Linked DNA regions of Mus musculus: region 2 is linked to region 1. The links are chromatin loops, found by intact Hi-C in ENCODE. Cell type or tissue: heart. All regions are shown on one strand. Links, peaks and the distances in the headings refer to the core of each region. The heading gives the core; the rest is flanking DNA. Region 1 overlaps Gldc (glycine decarboxylase). Region 2 has its middle 7.2 kb from the start of Gm26046.

What was found. A loop is a pair of places that touch in the nucleus more often than their neighbours do. Peaks named below come from ENCODE experiments on the same cell type or tissue, not always from the same donor. Only the 100,000 strongest peaks of a DNase experiment are listed, where the experiment ranks them.
Region 2: a loop joins it to region 1, with 2.7 times the contacts of the local background. A loop is called at or near these places in 12 of 42 quality-filtered maps.

What each region holds. Positions count from the first base shown.
Region 1 is chr19:30,123,476-30,135,201 of GRCm38, forward strand. It overlaps Gldc (glycine decarboxylase), which reads right to left. Exons shown (of 25, transcript NM_138595.2): 12 at 10,715-10,812; 13 at 10,220-10,304; 14 at 10,005-10,046; 15 at 8,197-8,339; 16 at 1,247-1,322. Among named protein-coding and RNA genes, the nearest start is that of Gldc, 46 kb to the right of the region's middle. In heart, for the core only: a CTCF peak has its summit at 4,847 (motif pointing left); a DNase peak (open chromatin) is centred at 1,986; H3K27ac peaks cover 564 bases.
Region 2 is chr19:29,973,086-29,984,811 of GRCm38, forward strand. No RefSeq gene overlaps it. Among named protein-coding and RNA genes, the nearest start is that of Gm26046, 7.2 kb to the right of the region's middle. In heart, for the core only: a CTCF peak has its summit at 5,967 (motif pointing left); no DNase peak of the experiment used is centred there.

The sequences.
Region 1 (11,726 bases), core at 1,390-9,389:
GGTTGGGTAAGGAGTTCAAGGCGTTCCTAGCTGAACAGAGAGTGTGAGGCCAGCTTGGACTACATGTCTGTAATAATAGCAGTAAAATGGTAAACAAACAAAACCTGATGGTGTAGCTCAGGTCTACAGTATTGCATAAGTATGGGAAAGGCCTGGGTTCCATCTCCAACACCACAGAGGAGGAAGAGGAAGAGGAAGAGGAGGAGGGTGAGGAGGAAGAGGAGGAGGGTGAGAAGGAGGAGGAGGAATTATTATTCTATTCCCAGTGGGAAGACACACTTTTAAAATCAGATGGATAGGCTACAGAGGGAGAGGACATGCCTTGCTCATGTACTTTTAAAGGAAGATGTGAAAGTTTTAAAATTCTTCATTGTAAAATTCAGACTAACCAGAAGGGGGAAAAAATCAGCTTCAATAAGCTCAGAAAGGACATGAGCTTGGGCTGCCATGCACTGACGTGACCCGCTTAGGTAAGAACCTTCTAGAGCTCTCCTGGAACAGTCAGGGCCTGTTTGTCCTGCTCCTGATACCTACCCTAAGAATTCCAGCTCCACAGCTCAGCAGAAAACCTAGCACGGAGCTGGCCTCCAAAATGAAGGGGCCAGGAACAGAGGCCTCCTTTGGCCTTAAGGAGAGGCTTTGCATAGATCACAACACGTCTTTCTGGGACAGTGGTGGTGCCCAGTAGCACCAGCTACGTAGATAAGGACCCCAGTGGTCCCCAGGAGTCACTTTTTTGCAAACCCGACTCTCATGCCCAAAGCAGAGCATGCAGCAGAAATACATCTGCTCCCCAACCTCATGGCTGCTTAGTGCTAGGAACAATCTGCTTAGTGTTAGGGGGAACGTAGTTATTCAGTGGTATCTTACATATGGCCTAGACTATGCTTAGGCTCAAAATTGCTTAATCTTAGGCCCAGGGCTAGGGCGGAGCTAATGAGGAGGGTGGCAATGGCAGCAATAAGGTTCCTGCCTCCTTCTCCCTAGAGAGCACTTTCATGGCCCACTGACTACTCCATATGCTGGGTTTGCACAAAAGCCTTTTATTTCTGAACGTTTTCTGTCACCGTGATTACGTGGGATGTCTTTGATGATCACGTGGCAGAAAAGGGTTTCTTGATTATATGTCTCCCTGTCTACTTCCACCAAGGCTGGAAAGGTAGGTCCCACAGAACAGAAGGGACTCCGAGATCCGAGCCTTCAACCTCCCCCAGGGATCGAGCACCACCTGCCCATGCTCACTCACTGTTCTGTGTCTCTCTCCTTTCTGGTCTAAGTACGCTCTGATGGTGGCCAGTCCGGCGTACTCCCCCTGCGCTCCGCTGCAAAGACAAGAAGAGAAGAGTCAGGCTTGTGGGCTCCAAGCTTTCCCCGTGTTCATTTAGGATTTAGCAGACACTGATTACACATTAGGCAGCCATGGTCCAGGTTCCTATCATATGGCATCTTTATAGAAAGAAGATTAACAGGTTGGCACCAACTAAAGGTGAGCCATGCTTATCAGCTCAGGACCTTAGAATCAACCTGGTCTTACTAGGGGGAATTTGACTGGCTTTAAAAAAAATTGTGGGAATAATAAGGAACCCATTGTCTGGGTTTTTACAAGGGGGAAATTAGAAATTATAAGAAGATATTAGGATCAGTTTGTGGCAAGTCTCATTCCTAAACACACCCAGCACTCAACAAACCCCTCTATGCTGAACTAAGCAATTGTGAAACCATCACCAGGCTCATGTTTTATCAGCTCAAACCAACGAGTCTTTTTCAGAGGAAAGAAATCTTAAAAATGTGACTGCAGCCTAATGATCACGCCTAGAAAAATAAGCTTTTTCCGATACCATCAAATATTGAGTCATGCAAAGGCCACACTATCGCCATGGAAACTTTCCATTCCTATCACACATTGTTCCTGCCCTTTGAATGTGTGGCTGCTAGAAGCCTGCCATTATCTTGCAGGCACCACTTTGAGAGCGTGCTTAATGACTAATGCTCCTGTGAGCAAAGCTGAGACAACTGCAAATGGGTCAGAGTTCTTGTTCTCCATGAAGCAGGGAAGGGGAAGTGAGAGGTATCAGGGCTCTCTGCCTCTCTGCCTCCTTCACAGAGCCTTGTTCTCCACGCTACACTCACTCATTTTTATCTCTCATTTTACAGCTGAAGCCAAAAGTGCCAGCACACTTAACGCCTTTTATTTATTTCAAGAACAAGGAAATGAACGCCGTACGTTGAAAATCACTATCACCTCTCATTACGTGGTCCCCTGCTGCTCTGTCATCTATTAAATGGGGGAATTAAAAACCATGCAGATGTTCTGAATGGTGAGGAAATCCACACCAAGACTGAATCATCCCAACCAACAAGGCCAACTCTATGAGCCCTCCCAAAGCCGACTTAGTCAGGTGACCCTAGCTCCGTCCTATGGCTGTCATCTACCACCCTCCAGCTGTCCAGGCCATCCCTGAACCATATCAAGCCAATTCTCATCCCGGAGTTTTCCACACAGGTCCTTGTGCTGAGCTAGTACCTTCAGCTCCTAATGTGACTGACTTGTTTTCACTAAGTAGGCCCCAAAGAGGCTGGCTATTCCCAAAAGCAAGGTTCTTGTCCACAAATTTAAAAAAAAAAAAAAAAAAAAAGAGGATATAATAAACACTGACTGGTGAATGAGTGACCTTCCTCCAGCAAAACTCTTATTGCAGGTGCTAGAAGAGTTCAGCCGTCAAGGGCATTTCAGCTCTTTTCAGAGGATGGTTAAGATCCCAGAACCCGTGCTGAGCATCTCAGAACTGCCTGAAACACCAGTCATGAGAACCTGATGCCTTCTTCTGACTTCCTTGGGTGGGCGCGCACACGGACGGACACACACACACACACACACACACACACACACACACACACCAATTTTAAGAACCTTATTGTATTTTACCTTACGTGTTCATGTGATCCAAGATCAGCCCGTGCATCTACTGTACATTAAAAGTTACTGCAATGTTCATGCTATGTGCCTGCCTTATCTCAACAAGCTAGACTCGGGGTTCTGTGCATTCCCCACCAGGGACCTAAGGAACTGTAGCTTTATGAAGTGGCTGGGAAAGAAATGCTTAGGAGATTTGCTGGGAATTGAATTCTATCCTTCACCCCTGACAATTCACACACAAGCCTTTCTTCCCCCTTGTAGTAAGGGACTTTAAAAAATGTGTAGTGACACTCCTATTCCTGAAGATAACTGTCTTAGTTAGGGTTTCCACTGCTGTGAAGAGACGCCATGAGCCAGGCAACTTTTATAAAGGACAACATTTAATTTGGGATGGCTTACAGGTTTAGAGGTTGAGCCCATTATCATCATGGCAAAAAGCATGGCAGCATGCAGGCAGATGTGCTGCGAGGAGCTAAGAGTTCTACATCTTGATCTAAAGGTAACCAGGAAATGACTATCTCCCAAGCAGCTAGGAGGAGGGTCTCAAAGCCTGCCCCCAGTGATAGACTTCTTCCAACAGGCCACACTTCCTAATAGTGCCACTCCCTGGGCCAAGCATATTCAAACCACCACAATAATCAACAGCTGTCTAATTGGACTTCAGCCTGCCCAACAGAAGCAAATCAAGCCAGATACTGGAAACCTAGCCAACCACACACGAATAGTAAGATCAAGGATCTTGGAGAACCCATTATAAATCACGTTACCAAAACCCAAGCAAAATTCCTAACTGCATTCTTACAACCCAGATACGCGTAGCCTTCATCTCTTAACAAAGAAACTCCTCTTTGTGCAGATGGAGGCCATTGAAGACAACCATAACTTGTCAAAATGCAGAGAATAAATGATCTCGGGGTGCCTGGCCCTAGTGAAGACATCTACAATACAATTCCTAACCTAACATTTGGGAACAATGAAGAAGACATAGGCAGAAACAAAACTCCTGTGAGACCGTGTCTCCGAAAAATAACGGGGAAGCCACATCCGTGACACTTCAACCATATGGCTATCTAAACATGAGATGAACAAGGGCGACACCAATAGCCATGCTAACAGGGTAGAGGGGAATTTCATGAGGCTCCACCCCTTGGCAAAGAACGGGTAAGTAGCCTTCGCTAGGGATGAACCCCCTTGTTAGTTATCCAACAAAGTGGCAGCCTTAAAGTCTTACTCAAGTAACACCAATGGACTCATCGGATCGTGTGTGTGTGTGTGTGTGTGTGTGTGTGTGTGTGTGTGTAACAATGAAAGAAAAAACAGGCCATGAATTGGAAGAGAGAGCAAGAGGGTGTGAAAGGAGTTGGAGGGAGGTAAGGTGGGAAGATGGTGTAGATATTTTATATTTGCCCCTAACTTGTTCTCATACCAGCCACTCACCTTGCCTTATGGCAGGTATGGATGGACATTGAAAGACACTGGGAATGGTGGGAGGGGCCAGGGGTTAAAGCAGGGCTTGCTGCCAATCATGACGACTTGAGTTTGATCCCTGGGGCTCACATGAAGGAAGGAAAGAGTGACTCCCATGACTTGTCTCACACAAATCACATGGCACATGTATCCACACACATACACTCTCTCACACACAAATGAACAAATAAATTGGTTTTTATTGTTGTTGCTGTTGTCGTTTTGTGTGTGTGTGTGTGTGTGTGTGTGTGTGTGTGTTTAAGAAGGTGCTTTTTGGACAGAAGCGCCAGCAATCCAACAGGAGACCAGTACAGGAAAGGTGGGAAATGCTGCCTAGTTTCTGCCTTAGATCTCTTAATATCAACTGTTCTTTTTCTAAACACTAAAAATGTTTGGATGCCCTGTAAAGCTTACTTTGGAGAGATCATTAAATAAGGTTATTGGTGCCACCTGTTGGTGGAAAAGGATTATGAAAAAAATGCTTATCTGTATAAACCAGCTGGGGACCGGCAGAAAAGTATTGCTGTGGAGGGGACATGTGCAGGGCTGCATGGTGGCCTGCAAGGAGATGCCGAGGGACAGTGGGCCGCAGACCCACTGGGTGAGCAGTGGAGTGAACTGCCTCACCATCACTCAGAGGAAGGAGCGCTTGGCTGTGCATTTCACTGTTCACCTCAGAATATGGGGAAACTACTGGATGATTTCATCTAAAACTAGTACTTATTCTTCAAAGAATCCCCAAGAAATTCAGTGCTATCAGATGGAACCAGAATAACTGGTCAAGAACCAAAAAGTTGGCAAGAGGCTGTAGTTGAAGTGACCCCAGTTTTCTATGGCCAACTCCAGCCTCCCCATCTGGGTGCACAAGCAAAGCTAGACAATATGAATTGAGAAAAAAAAAAAAAAACTAAATAAAAAACAACATTGCACACCGAGATGGGGAGATAAACAGCCAAAGTTTCCTTTGTAGAGCAAACATTTATGGGCAAAGCTCAATGTGTGTGTGTCTGTTTGTTTGTTTGTTTATGGGAACCCTCCTTCCAGGAATCATAGGTGAAAAGACTGAATTTAGAAGTGCCTGCCTCAGCTGGGCGTGGTGGCGCACGCCTGTAATCCCAGCACTTGGGAGGCAGAGGCAGGCAGATTTCTGAGTTCGAGGCCAGCCTGGTCTACAAAGTGAGTTCCAGGACAGCCAGGGCTATACAGAGAAACCCTGTCTCGAAAAACCAAAACAAAACAAGTGCCTGCCTCAAATTAGGCTTAGTTTTATCTAGGTTTGTGTATTTAATCTTCCCTTGTGCCTAAAGAAGAACATAATGTCTAATTTCACAGACACCAGAGAAGTGTGGTAAATGAGGAATATTTGGAGATAGGTTTCACTGTAGCCAATTATTTCTTATGAGAAATATTTCCACATATTTTGCACATGTGCGTGCACGCACGCGCACACGCACACACACACAAAGCAACACAGAAGTCAGGAGTGGAGCTGTCATCAGGAGTTTCAGCTGTCCCCAGCTCTCTCTCCCCCTGAGGACATATTGCCCAGACTGAGACTGGTTCTAAACTCCTGATCTCCCTACCTCTGTCTCCCGGTGCTGGGATCCTGGGAGTGCAACACCATGGCCAACTTTGGATTTTGTCTTTGTACAAAAGGGTTGAGGGGTAACTGCTGTGGTAAACTGCACACTTAGAATACTTGAGACCCTCAGTCAAACCCCAAAATGACAATAAGGCAGGCACGGTACCCCACAGCTTTAACCCCAGAACTTGGAAGGCAGAGGTACATAAATCTTTGTGAGATTGAGGCCAACCTGGTCTACATATTGAGTCTCTAGGCCAGCCAGTACTACATAGTGACTAATTGTCTCAATTAATTAATTATTAATTAATTAACCAATCAGAGAGTTAAAAATAGTCCCTAAAGGAAAGATCATATTATGGACTCTAACAACTAAACAGCTGAAGGTAGTTTGGTGGCTCAGGCCTTATAATCTCAGCACCAGGGAGATTGAGTTGGGAGAATTGCTATGAATTTGAGGCCAGCATAAGCTACAGAGTAAGATCTTGTCTTGATTTAAAAACAAAGACAAAGAAACAGCAGCAGATTGTAAGGACTCGGTCTCACCTCCCATCTTGCTCCAGAGCCCAGGTTGCTACCACTTCCTCAAAGCCTGCTCAACAGGCACTATCACTCACTGAGCCATCTCCCCTGCCCACTTGAACTCTCATTTGTCAAAAGCAACTGTCTTGGTTAGGGTTACTATGACTGTGATGAAAACATGACTGAAAACAAACTGGGGAGAAGAGAGTTTGTTGGGTTTACAATTCTACATCACTGTTAATTCAGGATAAGACCTCAAAAAAGGCAGGAATCGGGAGACCATGGGGGGCTGCTGCTTACGGGCTCTCTCACCCATGGCTTGCTCAGCCTACTTTCGTATAGAACCCAGGACCACCAGAGGTGATACTAACTCAAGTCTGACTTCACTACCCTAACCCCCATCAAATCACTAATTAAGAAAATGCCCTATTCTTGCCTTCAGCCCAATCTCCTGGAGGCCTTTCTTCTGTTGATGTCTGTGCCTGAGTCAAGTTGACATAAAACTAGCCAGCCCAGCAATTTCCTCAACTTTAGAAGCCAAACGGTGACAGTAATTTCACCTTGTCTTTTACTTTATGTGTTCCTGGAAGATACACTTCTTGTTTCTGGCTGCCTTAAACATTGTATCATAATTCTGAACCAAAAGCTTCTAGATTGTATTTGGTGTGTGCTATGGAGTGAGTTTAAGAACTGCAGAGAGAATTTTGGAAACAAATTGAAGCAAGCCACACTGAGCTTAATGGGAAAGGCAAGGGCAATTAAATATTAGGCTCTTTTCTTGGCCAGACTATCAATGTCTTTGGGGTTGATGATTTATGCAAATAAGTGGAAAAAACAAAAATTAAACAAACAAACAAAAATGGGAAAAACCCCACTACATAGTCTTGTCGGGCCTGGAATTAACCATGTAAGGCCATGCTGGCATCAAATTCACAGAGATCCATCTACGTCTGCCTGCTAAATACTATGATTATAGATGTATGTCACCATGCCCAGCAGGGATAAACTATTTGATGTTTTGTATTTAAGATCTAAATATCCCAGGGAAACAGAGAAACCAGTGATGAGTTTCTTAATATTAAGGAAGGTTTACATGTCAAAATTTATAGTTATTATGCTCACTTCTGTAAATAATTCATCTTAATTGAAGCACCACGGTTTACTTTCAGAGATTCCGGTATAACATGGGAAGCTGGACTTGAAACATTTGTAATTTTGCATGGTTTGGAACATTTCCCTTTGAATCCAGGTACCATGCTATCTCTAAGGAGGCCCAAGGAAAAGCACGGGGAGGCTCATACGGTGGGAAACCCAAGCCCTATTCAACATTCCTAATTTCTCTCCCAACCCACAAATGATCACCAAATTTATATCTATGCAAATGAGGCCACTTTGGAAGTCTGGTCATACCCCTCCAGCAGAATCTAAATGGCCAGTCAACTGAGAATGATAAATGGTAATAAATGACTACACCGATGGGACAGGAGAGATGGCTTAGTGGATAAGAGGATCGGGATTCAATTCCCAGCACCCACATGGCAGCTCACAACTCCAGTTCCCAGGGATCTGATACCCTCACACCAAAACATATAAAATAAAATTAAATCATTTTATTTTTTAAAAATAGGCTACACTAAAAGAATATTTTGCCCTTGGGTGTGGGTATTGTAGAGCTGCCAACCAGAGGGAACGCAACGCAGTCTCTTACCTGTTTGGCTGGAATGAGACTCGGTCGTAGCCTGTGATCTCACACAGATCCTTCTCCAGCCCTTGGAAAAGCTGTTGGTATCCCTGGGCTTGGTCCAGCGGCACAAAGGGGTGGATGTTGGCAAATTCTCTCCAGGTGATGGGCTGAAGAGCAGGAAGAGGAAAATAAGCATGCGTGTGGTGTAAGGGGAACAAGGATTCTGATGCTGGGGATGACAATATACCATCACCAAGAATGGTTCCAAGGAGCCAGGGGCTCTCAAGGCATTCAGAATACACACTCGGTTTCTCTGCACAACCCAAGGATATAAGAACTATTATGGTTTACACTGTACAAGCGGGACACAAAAGCCACGAAGAAAACTGCCACAGAAACACTATTCTACCTATCCAGGAGCAAAAAGGTCCCAAAGTAGACGGCCATCCATGAAGCAGTGAGTTTGGGCATGACTTACATGTGTACATATGCAAACATATTACTTTTTCACTGAGCAGAGCAAGCCAAGGACAGAAATATAAACAGGAGAGACCCTTCCTAACCCAGTCCAAAGTCAGTTCCTTTGCCCGAGATGGCTTGCAACATCGGGAGAATCCCAAGAAATAATGGGAATGAATTAACTCTGTTGGAATGATCTAGATCTTATACAGATCTATCGCAACACCATGTCAATCAAATTTCTGTTGACACAGAGAACAAACTTAAGCCTTCCATTTCACCCTCTGACATTGTGAATGGATTTCTAGAAGGAGGGATATGTTTGTTTGTCTGTTTGGTTTTTGAAATGTGAACTCAAGGCCCTGCTGGGATCACAGGCACACGCCTGTCAATTTGTCTTTGTTGTTGTAACTATGAAGGAAATCAGAGCCCTTGAGTGCCAGGCAAGTCCTTTACCACCGAGGCAGCCTACCGCACGTGCTTAATCTTCTTACATCTACCTTTGAGGCTCACTACAAACTAATAAAAAGTAAGAGTTTTTTAAAGTCCAGATTTAAAAAAAACTAGTCACCTAATTATTTTAATTAAAAAAAACAAATTTGAAGAGTTGGTAAGATGGCTCAGTGATGAAGTTGATTGTCGCAGAGCCTTGTGGCCTCGCTTTGACCCCTGGGATCCATACATAGGTGAGAACCACTGTACTGTGCAAGTGTATGCACACACACACACACACACACACACACACACACACACACACACATACACACATCACATACTAAACAGAATGGTAAAGATAGTAGTAATAATAACCACTTTACATAGCTGCTCATGGTGGGCAAGCTTATAGACCCAGCTACTTAGGATGCTGAGCCAGGAAGATAGCTTGTATTAATGGCTTTAAAAATATCGTGAGATAAAACTTTGTCAATAAGAATATTAAAATGTCTATACATTTTGCTGTTTTGCTTTGGTTTTTGAGGCAGAGTTTGTCTGTATAGCCTTGGCTGTCCTGAATTCACTTTTTAGACCAAGTTAGCCCTAAACTTAGAGATCTGCCTGCCCCTGCGTCCAGACTGTGCTGAGATTAATGGCATATGCCACCATACCTGGCAGGGTCTGTAATTATATATGTGTATATATATTTGCGTGTATGAGAAAGAGCATGAACACAGCTACACTCAGCTTTATCCATAAATTTAACTGATCAAGTTGTGAGAAATATCAGGGTCTCTGCCACGATTGGAGAATGACAAAGTAAAGGATCATTAAGGCACGGAGTCACAGTCTAGGTAGGTTTTTGTCATTTGCTTCTGTACCAACTGGAAAACTGGCCCATAAATACCCCCTTAATAATATAGACGTGACCAACTTACTGCAAGTTCGGAGGAGCTATTGAGCTTCATGGTGCAGGATCCCTTGAAGAAGCACATATATAAGGAACATCCATTAGTGCTTGGCTATGCCCCATCTATGAACCTTCCCACCCCCCTCGAGGCCCTGTTGCTCCCCTCTTGCAGTGTATCGGATATGACCCACAGGGGGAATCCGGATAGGGCTAGAAGTAAGGAGAAAGGCCACAAACAGCTACCAGTGGGATCATGCTGTGAACGAGGGAGATGTCTTTGTTCTCCAGTTTCTTCATATACCGGACAAGATTAGTTTCTGAGTGATAGCTGTGAACATAAGACACAAGGGTGGAGCCATTAAATTAGAGTCAGGCCGGTCCTCATACAAAATAAGGAGTCCTGACTCCAAAGACCCATTCACTCATGGATATGGAGGGGAGAGACTCTAATGGATCTCAGAGCACCCCTAGCAACAAGGGGCCACTGAGAAGAGGACACGGGGTTCCTGAGATGAACTTCATCTGTAAATTCTCCCCAGCACAGCAGAGCTCCCAGGAGACAAAGTATGCTTGGCTCCCATCAGGGATGGGGTCTTGCTGGCATGACTATCAGTGAGCTCGCCTGAGTGGCAATAACCCAGGTCCTAGCGTGGTCAGCATCAGAAACTGCATCCTCCCCAGGGCTCCCTGATCCACCACCAGAACACAAAATGCAGGATTTGCTGAAGCCACACAAACCTGTTGAACACCTGATGAGTGAGGAACGGGCTGGTTCTCTTGAATGAAGACCCTAGAAGACCTCTCCGCTCCTCTCCCATGCCTTCAGCAACTAATTCCTGTAGAAAGAGAAAGAACATTGAGGCTGAAGGACAGGGATAAGGCTGGAAGCTTCCAGGCTACATTGCACATCTAACACAATGGACATTCATGTAAAGGCCAAAGTTATTGAACACTCCAGTGAAAACATATAGGGACGGATACTTAGAACCTATTAGTTAGCACATTTTTTGTTCTTTGTTATTATCTGAGACAGAGCCAGATCAGTTGCCTGGCACAAAAAAAAGGCCTGAATTCAAACCTAGCACACACCACCAAAAAGACAGCAACAAACAAACAACTAAGAGCTGTAAACTACAGGGTATAGCTCACTAGTCAAGTCTTTACCTGTGTGTGTGTGTGTGTGTGTGTGTGTGTGTGTGTGTGTGTGTGTGTGTGTGTATATGTGTGTGTGTGTGTGTGTGTGGTGTGTGTGTGTGTGTTGTTCAATCACTAGCACAACAAAATAAACAAAAATAAAAACATCTGTTCATCTGTGATATTATCAAGAGAGCCAAGAAAATGCTCCAATAATGGGAAAAATGTCTGCAAATACGGATTTTATATCTAGAACATCTAATTTAATAATACATAGCCTGTTTCTCATCCCTCCCTATGTTAATAGCATGGTGTGCTGGTTTGCTTTGTGAACGTGACCCAAACTAAAGTAAACTGGGAAGAGGGAATCTCAACTTAAGAACTTGCTCCATTGGACTGGTCTGTGGACAAGTCTGTGGGGCACTTTCTTGGTTGAGGATTGATGGAGGAGGATGGGGTGTGTTGCTGCCACCCTGGGCAAGTGGGCCTGGGCTATGTGAGAAAGCAAGATGATAAGCAGTGTCTGTCCTTGGTCAACACCTGAGCACCTGCCCAGCCTTCCCTCAAGGAGGTACTATGACTTTCCTACCCCTGTGTTGCCCCCATGGACATAGTG
Region 2 (11,726 bases), core at 2,252-10,251, 150 kb before region 1:
TTCTTGAAACTCTGCAAGGCAGCTCTACTATTTTGTCTCATCTACAAGTAGAGGAGCCAAAGCACAACATTTTAAGCATTTCTCAAGACTACGTAGCATTAGAATTTGGCTAGTTAGCAACACCAGCACTAGAGACCAGATGTGTCTGACCCCTCTAACCCTCTCACTATTTGCTTTGGGATTATTGTTTTTGCATAATAAGATAATCTAAGAAGTTAACAATGTTTTCTTGCCCTAGAATATGAACCGAGTCTCTTCTTTCCCAAGAGGTCCTTCTCCTCTTCCTCCTTCCATCTTTTCTGTTCCAGAGAGATGCAGAGAGACGGGATTCAATTCTTAAACCGGATTGTTGCTTTGATTGAGAGCACATTTGGTATTCTTGTAAGTGGGCTTCGTGGGGTAAACAGACTCCTTGGCATGGTGGCCTTCATGGAGAAAGCCACTCTCATGCACTGAGAGGGAGGGGACAATTTCCTCAGGCAGCTGCTGTTCTCATCAGTGGTTGTCACTGCCTCAGCTCAGAGGAAAGGGTAGCTCCCAAGCATTAGCTCACTACTATTGCAAAAGGAACTGACCACACCCTCCCATGGCTCGTCTGGCTCGCTTTATTAGGGTGTAAGGTTTTAAAATGAAGACAAAGTCAGTGTGCAAGTCAAAGACCAACAAACTTGTTTCAAATTGGACATGAAACTGTTCTTAAAGTGTTTTCTTGTATACTCCACTCTTGACTTTCTCAAGTCAGAGTTTCGAATCAGCAAATGGTCTCTCTTTTACAGCCATTCTCCCTACTGTTATGGTTTGTTTTGTTCATTTGTTTTGTTTTGTTTGTTTGTTTGTTTGTTTGTAGACCAGGTCCCACTACGTTACTTTCTCTATGTAGACCAGGTTGGCCTGGAACCCACAGCCTTTGTCTGGCCCCCAAGTTCAGGGATTATATTCACCACACCTGGCTTAGAAATTATTTTGAAAATGGAGGCAGAAAGAAGGGACATGATGAAGTACGTTGCTTGGGTTTAAAAAATCATTTATTCTACATTTTCTGGTTGGACAGTATAGAAGACACTGTTCAGGGACAATATACGTTGTCAGGCCATCCTTCCTCTTTCGCTCATCAACAATGAGACTTACATCTGCTACTAGGTATCCAATCAAGGCTCTGTTTCTTTCCGTTATACACGGCACTGCTCTGAACACTCCCATGCTTTCCTCATGTTCCCCACCAGATATGTGCAAGGGTTTCTCTACAAGTACGTTGTGGCTTAGATGGAAATGCCCTTCACAGCCTCATGCATCTGAATACGGGGTCCCCATCTGGTGTAGTTTGGGGAGGTTGTGGAACCTTTTGGATGTTGGACTTAGTTGCTGGCATACGAACATAAAGGTGGGGTTACATTCTTGCTGAACACTCTGCTTCCTGGCTGCTACCATGTAACTAGCCACCGCATGCTTCAACTGTCCCAGCCCTGTGCCATGTCTTCTTGTCATGATGGATGAGTGTAGAGGGAACCAAGATAAAAGTCTTTCTCCCTGATTTTGCTCCTGTCAGGTGCTCGGTCACAGGAGCCAAAAGAGTGGGACTGTAGTCTCCTCAGGGAGAAGAGTGTTTATGCTACAATGTTTTCGGAAGTGGTTACACCACCTTATGCTCCCATGTGTAACATATGCATTCTTTTTCACTTCATGTCTTACCCATACTTTATTGTTAAACTACAAACTTTTTGAGGTTTCATTGGTTGGGTGTCATTCTTTGAATAGGTAATCTTCATAGCCAATAGACTGGGTTCCAAACTTTGTGCTTTTTCAATAGGTATCTTATCTATTCCTAATGTTCTGCATTTCCACATGAATTTTTAAATGGATAACTGTGTTTAAATACACAGTCTACATTTTCCTCATAATTGCATGGAATCCGAAGGGTAATTGGAGAAAGTGAAATCTTGACAGGAATGCCTTTTAACCCACAAACACTGTGTGGTCCTTTATTAATTTGGGTTTTATTTTCTGTCTCTCAATAGTTCTAGACCTTCTAGGATATTTGCTGTGTTACGTTTCTTGTAACTTAGTATTTTTTTTTGTTTTGTTTTTTTGTTTTTTTGTTTGTTTGTTTTTCGAGACAGGGTTTCTCTGTGTATCCCTGGCTATCCTGGACTCATTCTGTACACCAGGCTGGCCTTGAACCCAGAAATCTGCCTGCCTCTGCCTCCCAAGTGCTGGGATTAAAGGTGTGTGCCACCACCACCTGCCCTTAGTATTTCTTGATGCAATCAAATTTTATTATGTTGTATTTTCTTTTTGGTATCTTACAGAAACACAATGAGTTATATTAATACTGTGTCCAATAGCCTTGGAAAGCTTAAAACATTGTTGTTAACTCTAATAATGTACTCAGTGACTAGTTGTTCAATCTTCATACATTTTGCTTCTTCTGTTTGTCCTACCCTAGTGCTTGAGGGCAGCAATGGCTGTCTTCCTTCATCTTTGATACTATAATGTCTTCAGCAACACTTGGGTCATGTGAACACCCATAGTTAAAGCTGCTAAGGAGTAAATAAGTTGCTCAAGATGAAAAGATGTCTAAGTGGGACCATGATTGAACCTTGATTTAATCTGTATCCATGTATCAAAAAATAGGGAATAAATTTTGATTTAAAATTCAGTCAGACCCATGATAAACGTAAGAGCTTTTGAGTTCTACGAAACTTGAGACAGTCCTGGGATTTACTCCAAAGAACAAGAATCTAATCCTTCTGGGATCCACCTGCCAGCTCCCTGCTGCTCACAGGATGCTGCTGGAAGAGAGGAAGGGGAGAGTAGAAGGGAGGAAGAGAATAAGAAAAAGAAAAACAGAGGAAAGTGGGAGGGAGAGGGAGAGGGAGAGAGAGAGAGAGAGAGAGAGAGAGAGAGAGAGAGAGAGAGAGAGAGAGATCACTACCTAGTGGTACAACTAAGAAAAATATCATGCAAAACAGAATTTATTTTAAGATTTATTTATTTTATGTATACAAGGAAACTGTCGCTGTCTTCAGGAACACCAGAAGAGGGCATCAGATCCTATTATAGATGGCTGTGAGCCACCATGTGGTTGTTGGGAATTGAACTCAGGACCTCTGGAAGAATAGGCAGCGCTCTTAACTACTGAGCCATCTCTCCAGCCAAAATATTTCTCTTTATATTCTTTAAATAAGATTTTTAACTGAAAAAAAAATTTCAGCCAATATATTCTGGCCAGACTCTCCCCCTCCCCCCAGATCCTATCCACCCAACCCTGTGTCTTCATGTCTTTAAAAAACAACAAACAAAAATAATAAGAAATTCACATACTTCTCACAAAATGAAAACCAAAATCTATAAGTAAAAGACCAATAAGCGAAAGAATGCCCAAATAAACCAACATGAGATAAAAAGTCTACAAAAATAGCTTTGAGTTTGTTTTGTGTTGACCATCTAGGGCTGGGTGTAGGGCTTATTCTGAAATGCGGTTAACAGACCCAGTGAGATTCCATTGGAGAAAATTAATTTTTCCTTTGGAAGTAGGCATCAATTGCAGGTAGCTTCTCTGTTAGGATATAGGAGTCCACTTCCCACTTCCCCACTGTCAGTGCTGGGACCATGGGCTTGGACCTATGCAGACCCTGTGTGCGCTACCAGTCTCTGAGAGACCACATACTATACATCAGTCCTGTAGTGCCTGGAGGATACTGTTTCTATGCCATCCATCCTCTCTGACTCTTAAAATCTTTCCACCTTCTCATCTGCAGGGTTCTCTGAGCCTCAGGTGAGGCTTTGATGACAACATCCCATTTTGGACTGAATGCTCCATAATCTCTCACTGTCTGCATTAGCCAGCTGTGAGTCTCTGTGTTAGTTCCCACCTACCACAAGAAGGTTCTCTGGTAATGGCTGAGTGAGACATTGGTCTATGGGTATAACAGAATAGCATTAGCAGTCGTCTTGTTGCTATGTTCCTTTAGCAGAAACAATAGTATTTGGTTCTCTCCTAGGACCATAGCCTACCCAGTCTCAAGCTCTTGGCCCTTTATGCAGTGTCATGCATGGGCTCCACCAGGTGGAGTGGGTCTCAAACCCAATCAGAAAGTAGTTGGTTACTCCCACTGTGCCATCAGTGTCATATTTTGCAGGCAGGCCACCACTGTAATCTCAGGGTTTAAAGCTGGGTTGATGGCTACCTCTCTCCTCTAACTGTGGACAGAGTACCTTACAGTACTGTGAACCAGTAGGGCAAAGCCTCTTCTTAGGCACCAGCACGACGTCTCTGTTCTCTGTGTTCAGTGAGGTCTGGAAGTGTTGTCTGCAGCAAGGGCATCACCATCAGTTTGCAGAGAGTGGCTGATAGCCTTGGCAATCATCTGAGGTGTCTGGGGTTTCCCTGGTGCCCTTTGTCACATGACTCATCTAGATGTAACACATTCAAGATGTTTAGTGGAGCACTGTCTCGGCCACTGTTTGTTGACTCCCTTTAGATTTCTCTCATATATGTTTATATTTTAGGAAGTTTCTACTGTTGTAGGCTACCATCTGGCCCCCAGATAACCCTCAGTCTTGCTTGTCGCTCCCCATATTCCCTCCTTTATGCCCCACATCTTTAGTTACTGTTGCTGTGAAGAGACACCATAACCAAAGCAACTCTTATTTTTAAAAAAGCATTTACCTGGAGGCTTGCTTACAGTTTTTGAGGGCTAGTCCAAGATCATCATGGCAAGAAACAGACAGGCATGGCTGATCTGCAGGCAGCAGGATGAGAGATAGAGACTGGGCCTGGCATGGGTTTTTGAAATCTCAAAGCCCACTACCCAGTCACACACCTCCTCCAACAAGGCCACACCTCCTCCAACAAGGCCACACCTCCCAATCCTTCCCACACAGTTCCACTAACTGTAGACCAAGCATTCAAACCTAAGAGTCTATGGCGGTCATTCTCATCCAAACCACCAAACCTCCTTTTCCCCTCCCCTTCCCCATTTAATCCTCACACTCCAGCTCCTATCCTGTCTTTTCACAACTTTTTCCTTCCTTGAAAGATCCTCTTCTCCCCCACCCCCACCAGTTCCTTAGTAAATATCTAACTTCTGTGCTACTGTACACCCTAGCATGCATATCAAAGGCTGCCAAGCCTACATCCACATATAAGAGAAAACCTGCAGCATGTGTCTCTTTAGGTCTCAGTTCACCTCACTCAGGATGATTCTTTTTCCACAACTCCATCTGGCCACCTGCAAATTTCGTAATTTTTTTTTAAACAGCTGAGTAATATTCCGTTTTGTAAATGGACCACATGTTCATTATCCATCACTCATCCCAACCTCCGTATGTCATCAGTTGACGGGCATCTAGGTTGTTTCCTGTTTCTGGCTAAACTAGCAAAAACACATGGATGGACAAGCATCTCTGTAGCAGGATGTAGAGTCCTTTGGGTATATGCCCGAGTAGATCTATTCCCAGCTTTCCAAGGGCCTGCCACGCTGATCACCACAGGGCTGTACAAGTTTGTGCTCCCACCACCAAGTGTTCCCCCTTCCTCACACCTCTCCAGCATGAGCTGTCGTTTGTGTTATTGATCTTAGCCATTCTGACAGGTTGGAGATGGAATCTCAGAGTTCTTTGCATTTGCATTTCCCTGACTACGGATTTGAACATTGCTTTAAGTGTCTCTCTGCTATGCATGTTTCATCTTTTGAGAACTCTCTGATTAATTCCGTATCCCATTTTTCAAATTGTGTATTTTACAAATCTGATTACTTCTTTTGAAAATGACCAAGTTACGATAATTGTATTTAGCCATCTATTTAGATCTACTCCACTAAAAGCAACTACCACATAATAGTTTCTCCAGGGTGGGAATAACTGGAATACCAGTTTGGATAGTTACAGGCCAGGGGTGCAGATACAGATTATAAATACGGATTTATCTCAGATAAACTGGAGTGACTCAGTATGAGAAGAGTTTACACTGCCACCCAGTGGAGTGTTTAGGGAAAAGACATGTGCCCTTCAATATATTTTAACTAAGCAATCTAGTCAATAGAAATAGATCCCTCTATTCAACCAAGACAAAACAAAACAAAACTGGCCAGGATCTATAAAACACTTTGCTATATAGTGGATCATAGTGGATATACCATTGAATTAAAAGTCTAATGTCTGAGTGCTAGCTTTGAGGTGCCCTGTTCCTAGCCACATGATTTTGAGATGAGTCCTTCCTGTTCCTGCTCTTAGCTTGTGAACATTTGTGAAGTGAAACAGCTACATCACGTTAGTGTTTCTGAAGCAACAGGCTTAGCACACTAATCCTAGTGCCATGGGTTGTTTTTAGACTTTGAAATATCTGATTATAACAACAAAATCGGTATATTACAAGTTCTGATGAAACCTTTGCTTCGGTAAAATGTATGTATGAGTGTGCATGTGTGCTTCTTGGGACCCCATGTAAATGTGCTCATTTCCATAGGATCTATAGAAATAAGGGAGTAAACAAATGCTCTCAGGCTACAGTTCTACAATCCCAGGATTGTGTGAAATGTGAGTGATGCCAATTTGCATTTGCCAGATTTACAGAGAGACGGCTGGCAGACCGTTTGCTGATGGGTGGATGCTATCTTTTACTTTTCTCTTCTAAAACGAAAAAGGCTGCAGTTGAACAGATGGTAATATTTGCCTGTTTTCTTTTACTTGTCCAGAGGTGATTGCCCATCTGGAAATTCAATGTTTCTCAAAACAGTGTGTAGGGCTGTAGGGGGAGGTGCTGATACTGAAGTCTGGCTCCCTAATTGGTTCTTGATTTGGTCAATAAAGGAGGCCAGGAGCCAGTTGCTGGCAGAAGGGACAGGAGGGACTTCCGGGTCCCTGGAGGAAAAAGAGACACAGGGAAAGAGAAGGGCTTTACAGCTAGGCCTTGGACGGAGAAGAATGAAACAGTCATGTAGTAACTCCAGGAAGTTAGAACCAGCGGCCGCTGCAGGTAGCCAAGGAAGTCAGCAGAGGCAAGCTGGTACAGGCGAGCTGAAAAGTTTAAGGCAGGAGATTCTGTGCCTAGCAATTTGTGCTAGCTGACAATTTCTAAAATAATAAAGTTATCTGAGTGTTTTTCATCCTTGGAGCAAAGGTGTGGAGAGAGAGATAAAGAGAGAGAAGGAGGGGGGGAGGGAGGGAGAGAGAGAGAGAGAGAGAGAGAGGGAGAGAGAGAGAGAGAGGAAGAGAGAGAGAGAGAGAGAATGGGATGGTTATGGCAGCTTGGTGAAGTGAAGCTGAGAGGAGCCAGAGAGCGTGGGCAACAGTTTCAGGCCTGTAATCCCAGGCAAAATTATAAACCGAGAGGAACAAAAGAGATGCCGAGAGTGATCCAGTGATGGGAGTGGGCCTTGTGTCACCCTATCTCAGAGCTAAGCAAGGAGGAGCCAGAGCGCCTGCCACCGTTCTGGGCAAAGGCAGGGACGTGTTTTTATTATTACCCAAAACACAGGGCCAACTCAATCAGACGCACCTGGAATGCCCCTTAAAGTGCATTCTTCAACCTCCCCCACTGCTAGGACTAACAAATCGGAACACAGCCCCTCAAGCTGCGGGGTCCTCAAGCATCCTAGGTGTTTTTTACAGATCCTAAAGTTCGAGTAGTATTTTTCATGTTCAGAATGTTGTTGCCCAGGCTGGCCTTAGACTCACTAGGTAGCCAAGGATGACCTTGAATCTGATCTTCCTGCCTCCACCTTCCGAGACCATGGATTGGAAGCATGATCTACCTTACCTAGCACAATACAATTTTGAGCGAAAGTGAAGTTGATCCACACCTACCAACATTCTACTGTCCTTTCCTGCTAACTCCTAACGCCTTCCCGAAAGAGAGAGTCAGTCTTTGCTCATTCCCATCTCAGAAGGAAAGACTTAGAAGAATATCAAGAGAATCAGACATGTTAAAGTGCTGGTAAAGTCTGGGTCTAAGATGTATAACACCTACCAAACTCTTTGAAACCAAATATACTTTAACATAGTAAGCCAAATTTGACAGTCATTGCTCTTTTATGCATAATTTATGCATATGTAATTCATTCATATGCCTTATTTCTAAAGTGGATCTTAAGAACAAAGCTCAAATTCTTTGTCTTGCATGTTTCCATATCAATGCTACTGAGTATTTGTGGTCTGTGTCATAGCTACTGAAGATACAGTTCTCAGAACAGCAACAGCAGCACTCTCTAGAAGGTTGGAAACAGATTTCTTACCAGGCTTGGTAACTAATACTTGTAATCCCAGCATTTGAGTACTCAGTAGTAGAGACAAGAGGATCATGATTTGGAGGCCATTTGGGGCAGTTATAGCAAGTTCCTGGCCAGTCTTGGGTACACAGCAAGACACTATCTCACAAAACCAAGGACTAATGGTGTATGTAGCTCAATGGTAGAGTGCCTTGAAAGGCCTAGTGTCTGTTCTCAGAAGTATGGGAGGAAGATGAGAGGGAGGTATGTATCTGAAGATCTTCATAAGGATGTAAATTATCTTCATTATATGAATATTGATTCTAGGCTAATTGCATGTATTTTAAAGTTTAGGAGACATGGCTCTTCAAATGCTTTACAAATGTTAGGTATGAAATAATTGCCCAGTGGCTAGAGCTAGGATTTCCTATGGACCTTAGGGTGGGCAGAGACTTCTATGAGCTCCCAAAATTTCTATGTTGAAAGCCTAGTTTGTGATGTCTTTGGAGGCAGAGCCTGAAGGAGATTAGTTTCATGGTTTTCATGAAGGTATGTATTGCTGCTGTCTCAGTATGAAATGTCTGCCGCATGCTCTCACTGTGTGTTTGAGGCACAGTCCCCGTCCCCAGCTCCAGGGCACTGCACTATTGTGGGAAGTGTTAGCAAACCTAGGAGGTAGGGTGTAGTAAGAGGAAGTGAGTTTCTGGTGCTATACCTTCAAACTGTATAACATGACCTTAGTCCCTCCCTGGTCCTTTCCTTTCTGTAAGGTGGCAGCCTCCTCTACCACGTGCTCCCACCACCTTGCTGTGCTCCCTTACCTCAGGCTCCTCCAGGTTTGCTCACTGTGTTGAAAAGTCTGATTTACACGTGAGGTCATGGAGTGGGGAGAGACACCAGAGGACTGTGGCCATGGGAGGACATGATGAGAAGGTGACAAGCCGGGAGAAAGGTCTTCAGCCACAGAGCAAACCTTCGTCATCATTATATTTCATCTTCTAGCATCCAGAACCGTGAGCGGCACTTGTCTGCATCACACACCCCGTGGTGCTTTGTCACAGAAGCTTGAGCACTAAGCCAATCACAAGGAACCTCTTCAGACTACACTGTTCTTTCTCTCAAAAACATGGAGGGGAGCTCTAATTCCCCTGTGGCCTGGGTAGAAAAGCTCAGAGAAACACACAAGAGAGAAAGTGAAATGGGGAAGAAAGAAATGGTTTTTAACAATCTGTGTCATTATCATAAAGGTTCTGCACTAAATGAAGTGATTGTATGTGAAATGTGTGTGGAAAAATGGAGAAATCGCTCAAACTAAGCCTGAAGTCTTCGAGACAAGGAAATGCGCAAATCAAGTTGAGTATAAACAGACACGAGAACAACGAAACGTCTAACCCAAACGTGAGAAGGACACAAGGGCAAATGGTGGCATCTTCCTCATTGGAAATTAGAGAATCCATCATAGAATCACCAACACAGATACTGTCTGGGCATTGCCATACGTTGTGACGTCATACCTCACCCCCAAAATGTCACTACTGCCAGTCTCAGGGAAGCTGGCGTCTACTTGAGGAGTTGTCTAAATACATAGCCTCCAACTTAAGCCTTGAGGCCTGAGAGATTGGTATATTTAGTCCACATGGAAAATGACGATAGGATGAAAAATTATTGCAAAACTACTTTTTAAACATTTCTAATTTTAGTCCAATTGCCCAGGTCCCAATGAAAGACTCTATCTCAAAAGAAACAGACAAAAATGTATAAAAACAAGGCTCTTCAAGAATAATATCCAAGGTGCCCAAGGTTGACTTCTGGGCACCAACATACACACACACACACACACACACACACACACACACACACACACACACGAGCAAATGTCCCCATTGCCTTACAAAAGACAATTAGAATCTCGCGTATGTGTTTTGTCACCTTTCTTTCTGTGCATCTTTCCTCGGATATCTGATTGTCTCTGCCTACTCCTACGTTAATGCCAGGCTCTAGAGCAGTAAACAAAGCTCTGAGCCCTGAGCTTCACCAGCAGACATTTCCTTTTCAGCCGGGAAGCTCCAGGATCAGTTGTGTTGTGATGTGGTGTGCCAAGAGCAACTTGGTCTTGTAATTTTAAGTAAAACTAGAAGCCAAAGACATGCTGATTGAAACAGGAAGGCATGATTCTCCTCTGGTAAACTGGCAAAGATTAGAGATAATACATCTATAGTTAACAAAGACACAGGAAAACAAGACGGTCCGCCTGCAGCCCGTGTTAGCTCCTGGAGGCTGTATCAGCCACAATTGTGGAAATGAGCATAGGCAGGAAAATATTTAGTTTAATGACTTAATAGAAAATAAAAGGTATATGGGCAAACAAGCTAGCTGCATGATAGATGCCACATTGAACATGTATGTAGCCCACAGTGATTGAACATGCATGTAGTCCTACAATGATTGAACATGCATGTAGTCCCACAGTGATTGAACATGCAGTTAGTTACACAGTGATTGAACATGCATGTAGTCTCACAGTGATTGAACATGCATGCAGTCCCACAATGATTGGACATGCATGTAGTCCTACAGTGACTGGACATGCATGTAGTCCTACAGTGACTGGACATGCATGTAGTCCTACAGTGACTGGACATGCATGTAGTCCTACAGTGACTGGACATACATGTAGTCCTACAGTGATTGGACATGCATGTAGTCCTATGGTGATTGAACATGCATGCAGTCCCACGGTGATTGGACATGAATGTAGTCCTACAGTGATTGAATATGCATGTAGTCACATGGTGACTGAGCATGTATAGTCACACAGTGACTGGACATGCATGCAGTCCCACAGTGATTGGACATGCGTGTAGTCCTACAGTGATTGGACATGCATGTAGTCATGCACATAGTGAAAGTGCTGAGCTGGACATCTGGTTTGCCTCCACGATTCAAATTCTCTCCTTTCTCCACTCTTTACGTCCTACTCCATTACTGACCACATCAAACAGGTTCCCTGGCCCTCTGGTTTCACTTGGGTGAGGCAGATAAAAAGCACTAGCAAAAGACAGATGGCTTCTTCAAAGTGTGACTCTGGACCTGCAGCCCAGTCACCTTGCTGGGCTGTAGCTCGGAAGGAAGCAGTTATATTCAGCTCCTGAACAGCACCTCCTTCAAGGAGATTCTCTCCTCTCCACTTCCCAAGCTCAGTCAGAATTAGGGACAGCAATGGCCTCCGAGTCGCTAACCATGCTACCATCACATTCCTTAAAGCCCACACTCTTCAACCGTCCATTTCAAGGAAATCATCTATTTCCAACAATTCTCTCTCCCAATCATGCTGCCACCAGAATCTGGTTTCTCTGCTATACTGTGAAACACTGTATGGGTTTGCCATAGTCAATACCCCGCTGAGGAAGATGTAAATTGTTTCTTAGTGAAGAGGTTAACCTCTGCCCCAAACCCTGTGTGTGATCTCTCAGGCCTGACCACAGGCAATTACGGAGCACATGGGAAAAATCTGCCCTC